Linked DNA regions of Homo sapiens: region 1 is linked to region 2. Evidence: chromatin contacts called from ENCODE Hi-C or POLR2A ChIA-PET data. All regions are on one chromosome and are shown on one strand. Each heading gives the region's core, a stretch centred on a gene start or an enhancer-like site at or near the end of the contact. The rest is flanking DNA. Distances are from core to core; before and after follow the strand shown.

The links. Hi-C counts contacts between places; a loop is a spot of excess contacts on that map. ChIA-PET counts read pairs that join two places held with the same protein, here RNA polymerase II (POLR2A). Pooled maps may share reads with other maps.
Region 1: a map of PC-3 shows a loop between it and region 2 (2.0-fold over the local background). The contact joins the promoter of MUCL3 here to the promoter of MUC21 in region 2. A Hi-C loop is called at or near these places in 3 of 168 maps with a recorded cell type or tissue (CD4-positive, alpha-beta T cell, PC-3 and posterior cingulate gyrus) and 3 of 50 pooled maps. POLR2A ChIA-PET finds 5 or more read pairs at or near these places in 11 of 52 experiments (AG04450, CD4-positive, alpha-beta T cell, HEK293 and 7 more).

Annotation. Positions count from the first base shown.
Region 1 is chr6:30,936,944-30,942,389 of GRCh38, forward strand. MUCL3 (mucin like 3) reads left to right here and starts at 4,030. Exons shown (of 3, transcript NM_080870.4): 1 at 4,030-4,138. The coding sequence starts at 4,057. It overlaps LOC124901299, which reads left to right and starts at 98. Exons shown (of 3, transcript XM_047419624.1): 1 at 98-358; 2 at 1,126-1,240; 3 at 1,359-1,963. The coding sequence starts at 176. The coding sequence ends at 1,513. RefSeq lists enhancers at 945-1,446, 3,866-4,703.
Region 2 is chr6:30,979,944-30,985,361 of GRCh38, forward strand. MUC21 (mucin 21, cell surface associated) reads left to right here and starts at 3,775. Exons shown (of 3, transcript NM_001010909.5): 1 at 3,775-4,076. The coding sequence starts at 4,016.

The DNA of each region.
Region 1 (5,446 bases), core at 2,780-5,279, 43 kb before region 2:
AGTGATGAGTCTGGGACTGACAGACGTGTCCACAGGGAAGAGGCAATTGAGACTTGGATTGAAGCCCTTTAAACCCCCACCCCCACCCCTGCTGAGATTCTGCTCCCAAGGTGATAGGAGAAAACACCAGAGAGATGAGGTCTCAGAGTCAGAGACATCAGTCACAGAAAGAAAGATGGAAAGTCAGAGGGCAGTGGGGGTCTGGGGGGCTGGAGGCACCACTTACCTCAGTCACTGGCCCTGTCTTTGTGCCCCAGGTCCGAAGCCCCAGAAGGACTCTGTCTCAGACTGGGCCATTGTGTTGATCACTCTCACTTTGGTGGCAGCAATTGTCAGCCTAATGTACGGTATCAAGAAGGTGAGCAATGCCATGGTCCAATGTGTGGGATCCCTGTGCCAGTGGGGCTGGGACCTGGTGCCCCAGGATTCAGAGGAGAACAGGGCTTTGGGGAGGGGAATGACAGCTTGCAGGGCTTGTTGCAGGGAGGGCAAAGAGAGCCCTTGTCTCAGTGGCCGAGAAAAACACCGGTCTGGCAGGGATAGGGGGTTGGGGCCACTGAAAGAGGCGGGGGAGTGCTGGAGGCTGACTGGCACGTGGAAGCACTCAACTCAGCTCTAGGCAATGAAGGACCAGTTCTGTGGAGCCACATTCACCTGGGCTTGAATCCTTGTGCAAGTTACTTAATCTGTCTGTGCTCCGGATTCTTCATTAATAATAATACTTAAATAATAATAATATTACATCGCACTGATTATGTGCTAGGTGTGCTAGGTGCTGTACATATTTTAGTTCACAGCAAGCCAGTGATATAGGAAATATTACTCCTCATTTTACAGATGAGGTAATTGAGTCCTGGATGAAATGAGAATGATGGCATCCATCTCAAAGGGTGGTTGGGAGGATCAAATAAGCTTATGCAAAGAGAGCACTAATGGTGCTTGGCATGTATTATAGTAAGTGCTCAATATACAGCCTTATTCATTATTATTGCTGTTTTTGCTCAAAGAGGAATGCTGAGTGCCTGGGTTGCCAAGAGGAAGCAGCAGTTCATGGGAAGAGCTGGGCTGAGCAGCAGGTTCCCGGGTCCCTAGATTAACCCATCGTACCCTCCCCTCATCTCACAGGCCTGCCAGTTCCGGAGGGAGATGAGTCTGGGGTGTGGCTGTGGCTCTGTGACCCCTTACAGCAGCCACCATGAGGGGGAGGCTGCCAGCCAGCGCTACTCTTGTCAAATGAAAGGTGGGGCTGGGGCAGCTGAGCGCCTACCCTTTGGCCTTCCTTCTTCCTCTCCCAGATAGTCTCATTCCCAGACTCCCCTATCCCATTCACCTTAGCTGGGACCATTTCCTGCAGGTAGATTCCTGGGGTCACTGGCCCCCCCAGGTCTCTTCCACCCACAGCGTAAGGAGGAGTCTACTGTCAGTCACAAGATTCTGCTCTCTGTCCTGCCGCCAGCCATGCAGACTGCGGGAAGGTGCCCAGCTTCTCCGAGGGCAGTTTTCTCATCTGTAGAAGGAAGGACCAGGGCTAAGTGGTCTGCAGGCACCTTCCAGCCCTCACGGAGCCCAGGTCTGGACAGCTGGAACCCCTGCCCCTCACCCTCTCTTCCTAGTCCCACCCTCCTCCCTGACGACCAGAGAAGCTCTTTAGCTGAGGACAGTCTGCTCACGGCTTCCCTTCTCACTTCCCTCCACAGGGAGCCCCCTCAGGCTGGCTCTTGAGCCCCCAAGGCCCTCTGATTCTCTCCCCTCAGGGCAGGTGCAGGACCCTCCTCTGTGGTGCCCCCTCGGTCTGCTATGGGAGGGTGGTGAACAAGTTATTGCTAAATAAAATGGCACTTCCTCCACTTGTCTCCCAGATGCTGTGGGTTTGCCCAAGTGCATGGGCTTTTGTGTCATGTGGGCCCGGAAGGGCCAAGTCTGGTCTCTGCCAGTTACCAGGGCAAGTCATTCCCTGATCCGAGGCTCATTTATCCTCATCTGTAAAGTGAGGGTGACAGGTGATAACTCATAGGTGAGGTGCTTAGTACATTCTTCAGTACATAGAAATGCCCAAACAATGGTAGTTGGCAGAGTTGTTTCGTGACTGGCCTCTCAGCCTCCAGCTCAGATGAAGCAACATAGACTGACTGTAAGAGACTGTTTTGGGCCTCCACCTACCTCCAGGTTTCTCCATCCCAGACATCAGCGTCCTTGGGGTGGAGTTGTAGCTCAGAGAGAAGGGAAGGGGGTGTTCATTCACAAACACTGGTTAGTGCTTATTCTAAAGCAGAGATCCTCCACTTCAGCACAATTGGTGTCCTGGGCTGGATAATTCTTTGCTGTGGAGACTGCTCTGGGCATTATAGGATGTCCCACAGCATCTCTGGCCTCTACCCCCTAGATGCCAGTAGCATCCCACTCCAAATTGTGACAAAAATGTCTCCAGAAATTTCCAAATGTTCCCTGATGTGGGCAAAATTACTCCTCCCTGTACAGAACCACCGTCCTAGAGGCTTGGGTCCCTGGGGAAAGGGGGGGGGGGAAGGGGACCAGTGAAAAGGGGGACTGTCAGTCACCCGAGTCTACATGGAGTTGCAGAGGACAGCCTGTGTCTGCCTTAGTTTCTCCATCCTGCAGGATATATTGCCTGGGAGGCAGGCTGCCCAGTTCTGAGTAGTCAGTCTTTGGCCTGACTCCACGGAGCCTCATTAATCTCCCATTAATCACATTAATAAGCAGTTGGCCTCCTCTCCTCTTCCCACCTATTCCAGCCCTGCCCAGGGCTTAGGGACAAGTCACACCAAGTAAGGAGAGGAACCCACATGTCCAGTTCTCTAGTCCTCTCATGAGCCCAAATGCCCTGAGGGCCTGGCCTCCTGCCCTCAGGTCCTGGACCTCTCTATGGCCTTTGCCTGCCCCCACTTCCCTCAGAAAGGCATCCTCCGGCCCTGGCTTCCACTCCATCCAGGCGGAGTGGAAACATTTATTGATTGCCTACTGTGTGCCAGACACTGTCCTAGGCTCTGATGACACAGCAGGGATCCAAGGTGCTTACTTTCCATGGAGACCCACAGTGGGCAGAAAGGGGTTGTGACTTCTCTGTGCTAGAGACCCAGGGAGTCTGTCCTCCCCTACTCCAGCCCCAGGCACTGTCACTGGGGAGACAAGGGAGTCTCTGAGCTAATGCTTGCTTTAGGCAGGAAGTGAGGAAGGGAAGGGGGAGCTCTGGGGTGCTCCTAAAAATGAGATGTCTGCATTTCTGTATAGGAGTGAATGGGGACTTCGAGACAAAGAGACAGCCGCTGAGCTGAGGTGGGAGGGAAGAGGTAGAGTGAAAGCAGAAGCCCCTGTACACCGAGCATCTCTTGGCCAAAGATCTTGGCCTCGGTCCTTCTGGGTGGCCTGACCTGTCTGTGTCCCTGGTGAGGGGTGTGACATATGTCCCTGTGGTTCTGTGTCTTGTCTCTGTCACTGCCTCTGCACTCTCCACATATTGTTGTATGACCTCTGAACATCATGAAGCACCTTTCTCTGCAGCGAGGGTCATTCGAGGGCTTTCTCTCGCCTTTGCTCTTTCACCTGATCCTCGCGGACAGCTCCGCCCAAGGTGGCAAGAATGACCATGTGTGAATAAGGGGTGTGGAAGCTGGGCTGATGCGGGAGAGGTGGGAGGGTGCGCGTGAAGCTGGACACAGATCAGAACGTGAACCCCACCCCATCCTGCTCCCAGCCAGAGCTCAGTCCTTCTAGAACTGAGCCATCTGCTCCCCACTTCCCCAGAGCCCTGGAGGCGCCACCCTCACTTCCCTCCACTGGGGCTGGCTCAGGTGCCTGCTCCTTTCTGGTTCCTCTGCCCTGCCCCCAGATCCCACCCCTCGGCAGGCACCCAGGTGCCTGGCTCCATGACGCAGCAGCTGCGGTCTCCTCTTATCAGGGCTCCCCTGTGGGTTGGGGTGGCTCCATTTGTTTAAGACTTAGTCCTGAGGAGCCCCAGCCCCCATGACGTCAAGATTGGCTCCATATAAGGTGAGGGGTCCGCAGCCCATGGTCCCCAAGCAGCCACCCAGCTCCGACATGGCCCAGCCGGTCCACAGCCTCTGCTCCGCCTTTGGCCTCCAGTGCTGCCTCCTCTTCCTTCTAGCTTCTTGGGGGGCAGGTAAGATGCCCACAGGGGATACAGAAGACAGAAACAGCTTGTTTCTTAGTGTTCATAGCGTTGGACAACAAATAGAAATGAATGAAGGGGGCGGGCACGGGGCTGCTACAGACAGTTGTCTAGAGTGTTCTCTGCTCAAGTTTGCTGGCTAAGGGACATGTAGTAGGAGATGAAATCCAGCCTGTGCTCTGCTCTTTAAAACATGGCTCACAGGGCTGCACCCATCCAGAGGGGGTTTCTTCAAGTTTGCATAAAGACACTGTAGAGGCTGCCAGCCCTGGATGGTGGGGGTAGGCACCTGACATTCATTGAGCACCGTGCACGGAATTCACAGCTGCTCATGGTGATTTCTTTCTTCTTCTTCTTCTTCTTCTTCTTTTTTTTTTTTTTTTTTTTGAGAAGGAGTCTTGCTCTGTTGCCTAGGCTGGAGTGCAGTGGCACAATCTTGGCTCACTGCAGCCTCTGCCTCCCGGGTTCAAGCGATTCTTCTGCCTCAGTCTCCTGGGTAACTGGGATTACAGGCACCTGCCACCACGCCTGGCTCATTTTTTTGTATTTTTAGTAGAGACAGGATTTCACCATGTTGGCCAGGCTGGTCTCAAATGCCTGGCCTCAAGTGATCCGCCTGCCTCGGCCTCCCAAAGTGCTGGTATTACAAGTGAGAGCCACCGTGCCCAGAGACTCATCTCATTTCATCTCAGCATCCCCTGAGGTGGCTAATAATATCCCATCTTATAGTTGAGGAGAGTGGATTCACAATGATTATGTCCCATATCTCACAGCTAGAGGGAGGTAAGCAGGGATTCCAGCTCCACTGCCCCCAGCCCTGGGGGGACAGGTGGAGCTTCTCTCCTGAGAGCTCTGTTTTGTGCAGACCTAGCTTCCAGTCCTGACTCTGACCCATTTGCCTACTCTGGCCTTCCACACCATCTGTAAAATGGGCTGGATGCTGCTGCCCAGCCGTACCAGTATTTGATGCCTACAGAGCATTTACACTGCACCAGGTGTTGCTCTAGGGACTTCATCCACATTTACTCATTTAATCCACATGGAGACTCAGAAAAGTGTGCGTCAAAGGCTCTGTCCCTGTCTTACAGTTGGGAAACATCTCAGGACTTTGATGGGAAAATGACTATGGACAAGTTCGACGAACAAAACATACCCTAAAGATAAGATGAAATTATGAAATTAGTTCACTTAGTCAAGAAACGGACTGCTACTGAACCCGGGGAGCAGAGATGCTGAACACAGGGGCGGTGTGGAGGGCCTGGGCAATTTGGAGGAGGGTCTCCACAAGGCAGATGTAGA
Region 2 (5,418 bases), core at 2,525-5,024:
ACAGACACCCTGAGTGAAAACCAGCAAGGAAGAAAACAAAACCAAAAAGCTAGACAGCAGTATCAGATCCTCAAAGACTTTAGGTATTGAAATTATTAAATACAGAATATAAGGTAAGTAGGTTTAAATGTACGTCCTGGCTTTATTTTTAATTTTTTTTATTTTTACTTTTTGTGGTACATAGTAGGTGTATATATTTATGGGGTACATGAGATGTTTTGATACAGGTATGCAATGTGAAATCAGCACATCGTGGAGAATGGGGTATCTATCCCCTCAAGCATTTATCCTTTGAGTTACAAAAAATCCAATTACACTCTTTATGTTATTTTAATATATACAATTAAGTTATTATTCACTATAGTTACCCTGTTGTGCTATCAAAGAGTAGGTCTTATTCATTCTTTTTAATTCATTTGTTTTTTTAAATTAATTTAATTCATTTAATTAATTCATTCATTAACCATCTCTACCTCCCCCAGTCCTCCCCACTACCTTTCCCAGCCTCTGGTAACCATTCTTCTAGACTCTATGTCCATGAGTTCAGTTGTTTTTGATTTTTAGATCCCACAAATAAATGAGAACATGCAATGTTTGTCTTTCTGTGCCGGGTTTTTCACTTAACATAATGATCTCCATGTCCAGCGATGTTGTTGCAAATGACTGGATCTCATTCTTTCTTTATGGCTGAATGATGCTCTACTATGTATATGTACCACGTTTTCTTTTCTTTTCTTTTCTTTTTTTTTTTTTTTTTTCCGAGATGGAGACTTGCTCTGTCATCCAGGCTGGAGTGCGGGCAGTGGCTCGATCTGGGTTCACTGCAACCGCTGCCTCCCAGGTTCAAGCAATTCTTCTGCCTCAGCCTCCCGAGTAGCTGGGATTACAGATGCCTGCCACCACGCCCGGCTAATTTTTGTATTTTTAGTGGAGATGGGGTTTCACCATGCTGGCCAGGCTGGTCTCGAACTCCTGACATCATGATCTGCCCACCTGTGCTTCCCAAAGTGCTGGGATTACAGGCATGACCGTGCCTGGCTCTTTTTTTTTTTTTTTTTTTGAGATGGAGTCTCACTCTGTCGCCCAGGCTGGAGTGCAATGGCACAATCTTGGCTCACTGCAACCTCCGTCTCCCAGGTTCAAGCAATTCTCCTACCTCAGCTTCTCGAGTAGCTGGGATTACAGGCGCCCGTCACCACACTGGGCTAATTTTTGTATTTTTAGTGGAGATGGGATTTTGCCATGTTGGCCAGGCTGGTCTTGAATTCCTGACCTTATGATCCACCCACTTCGGCCTCCCAAAGTGCTGGGATTATAGGTGTGAGCCACTGCGCCCGGCCTGTACCACACTTTCTTTATTCATTCATCCATTAATAGACACTTCCAAATCTTAGCTATTGCAAACAGTGCTGCAACAAACGTTGGAGTGCGGATATTTCTTTGATACACTGATTTCTTTTCTTTTGGCTACCTCCTCAGCAGTGGGGTTGCTGGATCATGTCACGGCTTTATGGTTGTCTGCTAACACCCATTCTCCACCTTTAGCAACAGATCTCTCAAGTGTCAGCTGAGCACACGTCTACCCAGCTAGAGACAGTCTTTCTCAGTTTCTCTTGCAGCTTAACATGGCTGTGTGACTGCGTTCAGGCTGAGGGTGTGTAAGCAGACAACAATAATTTTTTTTTTACAATAATCTTTCATGAAGTTAACAAACAAGAAGGAATTAAAATACTTGATGATATTAGGGTATGATTTGGGAGATGGGTAATACGAATTAAAATGTTCTGAGGTCTTTGTGTTATTTTGATAGCGAGTAAAGATATTAATTACATTAGGCTCTGATAAGTATGCGCGCTACAATTTTCAGAGTACCCTCTAAAAGGTGAAATTTGGACTTGAATCCAGGATCTCAGTTTCTAAATAATTCTGGAAGAAGAAAATTCTTAGAGTGCTATTGGCTTTTCAGCTGCAGAATACTGGCACATCAGAAGAATTGCTGGGAGTCCAGGACCCAACCTGTCACTGAGCGTTCCCGCATACCTGACCCTCTGGAACTTCCCATCACAGCCACTAGGCAGACTCACTTCTGAGCCTTTCCCAGCACACCGCTGACCCTTTCTGTTTCTCCAGCTCACTCATTCAGAGCTCCTTCATGTCTTCAGCCACCTCCTGCTTGCCAGCTTCCTTCTAACAGAACTTGCATGTCAGGAAAGCTCGTTCGCCTACAAATAAACTATCTGAGAGACTGTGTCTTCCAGGAAGCTTCTCGTCATTGTTGGGGGAAATGCAGACAACTCACTTTGGTCATTGCAATGGTTTGGATGTGGTTGTTAAACCCTGCCAAGTCTCATGTTGAAATTTGATTCCCAATGTTGGAGGTGGAGCCTGGTGGGAGGAGTTTGGGTGGTTGAAACAGATCCCTCATGAACAGCTCGGTGCCATTCTCAACCAGTGAGTTCTCACTCTTAGTTCCCACAAGAACTGGTTGTTGAAAAGATCCTGTCACCTCCTCCATTCCTTCTTTCCAGCTTCCTCTCTCTCGCTATATGATCTGTGCAAACCGGCTCCCCTTCTCCTTCGGCCACGAGTGGAAGCTTTTTGAAGCCCTCACCAGTGCAGACGTTGGTGCCATGCTTCTCATACAGCCTGCAGAACCGTGAGGCAAATAAGCCTCTTTTCTCTATGTCACCCACAGTCAGGGATTCCTTTATAGCAACACCAATGGACTATGACAGAAAATACAGACTGTATATTGGAACCCCATCAGCCTGGTCACAGATGCCATCTCAGACCTCCCCAAACCCTCTGCTCATTTGGGTCTCTTCAGTCACGCTCTTTTAGCTGACTGTTTCCCCTCTGCTGGCCATACCCAAGTGTCCAGACCAAATTCAAGCCTCCTCCAGGACTTGGACTGTTGATCTCCCTCCTCCCATCAGACTGTGTCCCGATATGGCACTGTGTCTCTCCCTAAGGTGTGTACTCTCCTGAGAGACGCTTCCTTGGAACTGATGCTAAGGCACATCAGAAGGATCTCAGGGTGGAAAGGCTCCTATACAGCCGTCTGAAAACAAAAACAAAACAGAGGGGAGCTCCTATGGTTGAGGGTCAGAAGGAGACCCTACCTTCCTTCTCCTGCTATGAGTCTGACAGGGGGCGTATTCAATACTCTCCCACACCCTCAGTTCTCATGCCCCAGAGACCCCAAACATGTTTTCATTATCTCTCTTCATTATGTCTTCTGGATCTCTCTTCCCCTGTTCCTTCAATGTGCATTGTTGAGTGCTTACTGCATACTCAGTAATACTCCATTTGTCTTCTGCCCATAACCCAGGAGCCCAGAGTCCTAGTTACTGGTCTCTTTTGCGTCACCTATTACTGTTTGCTGTAGAGATGTGAGGTCCTACTCTCTTGGCTCAGTTCATTAGGGCTTCTTTCATGCTAAAGCAGGCCCACAGGACTTCCTGACCAGAAAACAAATTCTTGAGCTGCAACAGGTTTCTAACCCGATCCCTGCTTCAAAGGGTGGGTCCCTTCCACTCTGACAACCATGATCTCCTCATCCCATTCTACTTCCTGCTGCAACCCAGCCAAGCACCCTGCCTAGTGTGGTCATGTCATTCTCCTTTCTCACCTTCCTCTTGACCCCTGCTCTATTCCGTCCCAGGCTTGGTATCGTTCTCTCACCTGCCTGTAGTTGGCAGACTGTCAGGTCAACTGCCCCACCCCTCCTCAGACCATATGAAGCTATAAAGGCCCCTGCAGCTCTTTCACAACAGAGAAAGAGGCAACTACATTGCCTGGAGGAAGCCTAAGGAACCCAGGCATCCAGCTGCCCACGCCTGAGTCCAAGATTCTTCCCAGGAACACAAACGTAGGAGACCCACGCTCCTGGAAGCACCAGCCTTTATCTCTTCACCTTCAAGTCCCCTTTCTCAAGAATCCTCTGTTCTTTGCCCTCTAAAGTCTTGGTACATCTAGGACCCAGGCATCTTGCTTTCCAGCCACAAAGAGACAGATGAAGATGCAGAAAGGAAATGTTCTCCTTATGTTTGGTCTACTATTGCATTTAGAAGCTGGTGAGTGATTTTATTTAAAATCGGGTGGTCTGAGAACCTTTGAGGAGTTGGGAGAGAAATGTGACCACTACTGGGGCCAGCTCTGCTTCTCTTCCATAGAGTGAGGATCATCATTTTACTCGAATCACTTCAGCCTAACAAGGTATGTCATGCAGGAAGCAGTCAGACACAGTGGTTAAAATTGGGCTCTGGTCTCACATTGCCTACATTTGAATTATGGCTCCATCTATTAACTGTGTACTTTAGGTCAGTTGCTTCTCTGCGCCTCGATTTCTGCATCTGTAAAATGGTAACAACCTGTGTAATATGGTTGGGGTTTTAAATATTAAGAACAAGAAGAGTCGGCTGCTTTTAAAATGTCACTCTTCTGGCGGGGTGCGGTGGCTCATGCCTTTAATCCCAGCACTTTGGGAGGGTGAGGCAGGCAGGTCATTGAGGTCAGAAGTTCAAGACCAGCCTAGCTAACGTGGCAAAACCCTGTCTCTACTAAAAATACAAAAATTAGCTGAGTGTGTTGGCTTGTCCCTGTACTCCCAGCTACTCAGGAGGCTGAGGCAGGAAAATCGCTTGAACCCGGGAGGCGGAGGTTGCAGTGAGCCAAGATGGTGCCACTGCACTCCAGCCTGGGTGACGGAGTGAGACTCTGTCTCAAAAAAATAAAATAATAAAATAAGGCCAGGCTCAGTGGCTCACGCCTGTAATCTCAGCACTTTGGGAGGCCAAGGCGGGTGGATGTCTTGAGGCCAGGAGTTTCAGACCAGCCTGGCCAACATGGTGAAACTCCATCTCTACTAAAAGTACAAAAATTAGCCTGGCGGGGTGGCTTATGCCTGTAATCCTAGCTACTCAGGAGGCTGAGGCAGGAGAATCGCTTGAACGTGGGAGGCGGATGTTGCAGTGAGCTGAGATTGCTCCACTATACTCCAGCCTGGGCGGCAGAGCAAGACTCCGTCTCAAAAACAAATAAATAAATAAGCAATAAAATAAAATAAAATAAAATAAAATAAAATAAAATAAAATACCACTCTTCTATATTCTACAAACTCAATTTCTCTCCTACCCCTACACCTAATTCCTCGTCAGCTTCCCACGTACAGGCTGGGGAGGTTGAATGTCTTCATCCTTCTGGGAAATCAAGGGCAAAAATTTGACATAACCTTAACTCCAGCCAAGCCTCCAAGAAGTTAAAAGCCTTCCCTCTACCTTTAGACGTTGGTTTACAGCCCTTATTCCTGGGAGCTCTTATGTATTTGAGCTACATATAACTCGTTCTTCTCTAGCCTTGGCCATAGTGATCAAGGGCCCCTGGAACTTGAATGCATATAGTCACCTGGCTTCTTGT